Regions from separate parts of the Homo sapiens genome. Here region 2 is linked to region 1. Evidence: read pairs that join two places in POLR2A ChIA-PET (ENCODE). Cell type or tissue: PC-9. All regions are shown on one strand. Region 1 overlaps RCOR1 (REST corepressor 1). Region 2 overlaps WDR20 (WD repeat domain 20).

Region 1 (2,500 bases):
AGGAGAATTGCTTGAACCTGGAAGGCAGAGGTTGCAGTGAGCCGAGATTGCGCCACTGCACTCTAGCCTGGGCAACAGAGTGAGACTCCATCTCAAAAAAAAAAAAGAAAAAGAAAAAAGAATTTGAAAATAGCTTGAGAGACTAGAGAAGAAGTGAACTGATTTATTTTATATTTATGTATCTTATTTTTTGGCTTGTTGACCAGAAGTGAATTGATATGAATAAGCACACTTGCAAAATAAATGGGTTATTTATTTATTTATAGAGACAGGGTCTTGCTTTGTTTCCCAGGCTAGAGTACAGTGGCACCATCATAGCTCACTACTGCTGCTGGCAACTTCTGGGCTCAACGGGTCCTCCTGTCTTGACCTCCCAAAGTGCTGGGATTATAGGCATGAGCCGTCATGCCTGGCCCCCTAATTATTTAGATAGCCCTGTAGACCTGATTTCTTGTGGCTGAAGGTCTCTCAAATTGATTCTCAGTAGGCTTCATAAATAAAAGGGAACTTACACTGGAGGATCTTTATGCTGAATTGGCTTAGAATAAGTAGAAATTGCTAGGAATGTTTTATTTTTGTTTATTTAATTTGCTAAATCTGCTTTAGATATGAGCCTTGTAACTGGATTTCTTAAAAGTGTCCTTATGATTGAATCTATTTGTGGTGTTTGGATTGATTATTTTAAGTTCCTACTATGTACCAGACGTTTGCTACTTGTTTTAACTTGCTGTTTAATCTCTTTGAAGAAGGAACTGTTTCCTCCATTTTTATAGAAGAGAAAATTGAAACTTAAAGAGATTAGAGAACTCTCCTTCAGTCTAGGCAGAGCTGGGATTCCATTTCAGGACTGTTATGCTACACCAAATAAATGCTTGCTGCGTTAAAGAATGACTTAACAGTGAACACCTTAAGTCTTCATTGCCCAGTTACGTGAATGGAAGAAAGGCTGAGCAGTGAATTACAAACACTCTCTCCTCTAGTCTTCTGGCAGTGTTCCTTTACCTAATTCTGTGTCCTCAAACGCCCTGTTTTCTTTAGGTGATTATATTATTTGTTTCTTTTAAGCTTGCCTGTCTGCTTGTTCTTCTGAACAGTTCCCTTCAAATGTTACACCATCCACCCACATCTGTATTTCAGTATTTTATTGTGTCCTTTCATTGAGACTCTAATTTGGGTGAAAATTCTCCAAACTACATTTCTTTTTAGCATATTCTATTTTTGTCACCTAGAATCAGCCTCCCAGCTGACTTTTTCCCATAGATACGTAACAACCACCTGCTTTAACATTTTCTATCTTCCACTTAACAAAAATATTACTGTTGATAAATAATGAATACTTAGCATGTATAACTGTGCAAATAAAATGGGAGGAATGTGTATCGGGAAGATTTGAGGGGAGTGTGGATAAAAAACTGTTTGAAAATACCAGCTGTTGAATTTTATAGTGTTACTCTTTTTATTTTTATTTTTTAGTTTTATTATTACTATTTTTTGAGATGGAGTTTCGCTTTGTCGCCAGGCTGGAGTGCAGTGACGTGATCTTGGCTCACTGCAACCTCTATCTCCTGGGTTCAAGCGATTCTCCTGCCTCAGCCTCCCGAGTAGCTGGAACTAGAGGCGCGCGCCAGCCAATTTTTGTATTTTTAGTAGAGACAGGGTTTCACCATGTTGGCAAGGATGATCTCGATCTCTTGACCTCATGATCTTCCTGCCTCGGCCTCCCAAAGTGCTGGGATTACAGGCGTGAGCTACTGCACCCAGCCTATTATTATTTTTTAATTGAGACTTGTCTTACTTTCACCCAGGCTGGAGTGTAGTGGTGCAATCTTGCCTCACTGGAGCCTCCGCCTCCTGGGCTCAATCGATCCTCCCACCTCAGCCTCCTGAGTAGCTGGGACCACAGGCACTCGCTACCGTGCCCAGCTAATTTTTTCTATTTTTGGTAGAGACAGGGTTTTGCCACGTTGTCCAGGCTGGCCTCGGCTTCCCAAAGCGTTGGGATTACAGGCATGAGCCACCACGTGCAGCCTATAGTGTTATTCTTTAGTAGTTCCTAAAAGGCTTGTGTTAGATGTTTATAGCTGATAGTTGTGGTTTGAATCTGTGTCCCCAGCCAAATCTTGTGTCGAATTGTCATCCCCAGTGTTGGAGGTGGGGGCCCATGATTGGATCATGGGGGTGGATATCCCCCTTGGTGCTATTTTCATGATAGTGAGTGAGCTCTCGGGCGATCGGGTCGTCTAAAAGTGTGTAGCACCTCCCTCTTGTCTCTCTTGCTCCTCCTCTGGCCATGTTATATGTGCTTGCTTTCCCTTTGCCTTCCACCATGATTATAAGTTTACTGAGGCCTCCCTAGAAGCTGAGCAGATGCCAGCATCATGCTTCCTGTACAGCCTGCAGAACCTTGAGCCATTGAAACCTCTTCTCTTTATAAATTACCTAGTCTCATCTCAGGTATTTCCTTCTTTCTTTCTTTCTTTCTTTCTTTCTTTCTTTCTTT
Region 2 (2,500 bases), 460 kb before region 1:
ACTTCTGCTGTTCCCGTTTGGTCAGTGCCACTGGAAAGGGATTGGGGAGGGAGGAGTGACCTTAGGTGAGAGAGATTCTAAGTGTTCCTTGGGGTCAGCCAGGTCTACTTTTGTGTCTTCTAGACAGTGCCACTCACACTAGTGTTGACAGATCAACTTTAAAAAAATTTTAGTCTATGTGGATTGATACTTTTGTAAAATAAAAAGAATTAATAGGAAAAGAAACTGAAAAAGACATACAGAATATAAACTCTAACTTTTTATCATTACATTCAACAGATATAAAATTTGTCCGTTGCCATAAAAGTTTCTAAACTCTTATTCTCAATGTCTGTACTACAGGCAGTGCATTTGACTGCAGACTAATAAACTAGTCCTGGACTGGTACACTTCAAGAGCAGTGACCTAAGAAGAAAGTTTGTTAAGCAAATTAGTAGAATAAACAGGATATTTTTAGAATATTTACCTGAATTTTTTTTTTTTTTTTGAGACAGAGTCTCGCTCTGTCACCCATACTGGAGTGCAGTGGCACGATCTCGGCTCACTGCAAGCTCCGCCTCCCAGGTTCAAGCGATTCTCCTGTCTCAGCCTCCCGAGTAGCTGGGACTACAGGTGCCCACCACCACGCCCGGCTAATTTTTGTGTTTTAGTAGAGATGGGGTTTCATCATATTGGTCAGGCTGGTCTCAAACTCCTGACCTCAGGTGATCCACCCGCCTCAGCCTCCCAAAGTGCTGGGATTACAGGCGTGAGCCACCGTGCCTTCTGGCCCATTTTACCTGATTTAAGAGTAAAAATAATCTCTTCTCATTTAAAATGCTTCCATCTTTTCAGTAAAGTTCCATATTGGGAGGCAGGGATGTAAAAATATACCAATAACTGAAGCCATTATAGTTGTGAGGGGTCCCTAAGTCTAACTCTAAACTGGTGGCAGTACTTGGAAAAACAGGTGCTTTTACTTCCTCTGTTGTTTCTGAGAAACATTACGTATTTTTTAATTTATATTAGGCTATTTTCTCTGTTAATTTCTGGCCAGCCTTTAAATTGATCTGTGTATTTCAGCGCATAATTTTAGGTATATTCTTTCAGGGGAAAGTTCCCTAAGTGGTTGTTGCTGTCATTTGTCTTGCTATGTCATCTAGCCTGAAGTGCAGTGGTGCAATCCTAGTTAACTGTCACCTTGAATTCCTGGGCTCAAGCAGTCTTCCCACCTCAGCCTCCTGAATAACTGGGACTACAGGCATGCACCACCACACCTAGCTGATTTTTTATTTTTCTTAAGCAAACTAAAAAAAAAAAAAGTCTCAAGAGTTGAATATGCTGATACAGTAATTATGTATAACTTAATTGTTCGTATTTCAAATTGGATTTTTGTTCTCTAGCTGCCAGTTATATCTTATTTTATATTTGTAGGTTTTTTTTTTGTTTTTTTTTTTGTGGCTGTCTTCCTCGTTCTGAGATGAATGGCATGTGGTGTTCTCTCAGGCCAGGATTCTCTTTCCCTGCCATCCGAGCCGCTCAGAAGCTGCCTTCCTCAGACAGCCTGTCCGTGGCCATCGTCCCAGGCCCCGCTGCTCACTCGCAGCACTCGGCTGAGCTGCCTTCAGCCTGCCTTGCTGTACAGCGGCCGCTCCCCTCCACTGGCCGCTTTTCTCCTCGCTCCAGTCAGGACTCCCTTTTGTTTTGTATCATGCTTTGTATTACACTTTTCAAGGCTCTTTCATGTATATATTCTCTTATTTCATCCTCCAGACAATCCCATGAGGTTGGTAGAACAGAGATTCTCATCTCCGTTTTAACTGAGGTGAGGCTGGGAGAGTGTCCGCATGGCATGCACCCTCATTCCTTTGCCCTGGGGCTCCCAGAACTACTTGTTACCGCTCAGGTCCAGACTTCTACATGTGCAAGGTTTTGAGTTTGCTCAAAGACGCCTGTAATTTTGAGGTCCTCTTTTCTACTCATTACTTATATTTGTTATTGGAAAGTCCAACATTAGAATACTTGGTTCGATGTCACAGGCCTCTTTGGAAGAAAGAAATCTTCAGAACCTGAGGGGGCGGTCAGTAGAGAACTAGAGCCGGGAGCCCCAGAGGGCCACACAGCGTGAACTGGGTGTCTTGAGGGACAAGTTCTGCTTCAGGGTTAGTTGTCTCCACTGGAGATTTTCAGACAAGAGTGGGAGGGGGTGGGTTTCCCTTATTTCACCAATAAAAGCCCAGCATATTGGGATGCCACAGGACATTTCTCATGAAGAAAAGAATCCTTCTTGAAAGTGGGGAGGGCACATTGAAAAATCACTTTTCACCCAAGTGAGAAATCATTTGCTTTTGACTCTCTCTCCCCATCCCCTTAATGGTCAAACAGACCTGGGTTCCAAATCCAGCCCTGCCACTTACTTAGGTAGGTATGGTGACGTTGGTCAAGTTATTTAACTTCCCTAAACTTGTTTTCTCATCTGTAAAATGGGTAAAATATTGTCCACTTTGGAGCATTATTGTTA

The links. ChIA-PET counts read pairs that join two places held together with the same protein. Peaks named below come from ENCODE experiments on the same cell type or tissue, not always from the same donor. Only the 100,000 strongest peaks of a DNase experiment are listed, where the experiment ranks them.
Region 2: POLR2A ChIA-PET joins it to region 1 with 5 read pairs; 2 of 35 experiments call an interaction of 5 or more read pairs at or near these places.

Annotation. Positions count from the first base shown.
Region 1 is chr14:102,651,459-102,653,958 of GRCh38, forward strand. All of the region lies in intron 2 of RCOR1 (REST corepressor 1), which reads left to right. Among named protein-coding and RNA genes, the nearest start is that of RCOR1, 60 kb to the left of the region's middle. RefSeq lists an enhancer at 1,810-2,309. In PC-9, no CTCF peak of the experiment used is centred here; no DNase peak of the experiment used is centred here; H3K27ac peaks cover 1,098 bases.
Region 2 is chr14:102,191,711-102,194,210 of GRCh38, forward strand. All of the region lies in intron 1 of WDR20 (WD repeat domain 20), which reads left to right. Among named protein-coding and RNA genes, the nearest start is that of WDR20, 53 kb to the left of the region's middle. In PC-9, no CTCF peak of the experiment used is centred here; a DNase peak (open chromatin) is centred at 1,157; H3K27ac peaks cover 1,015 bases.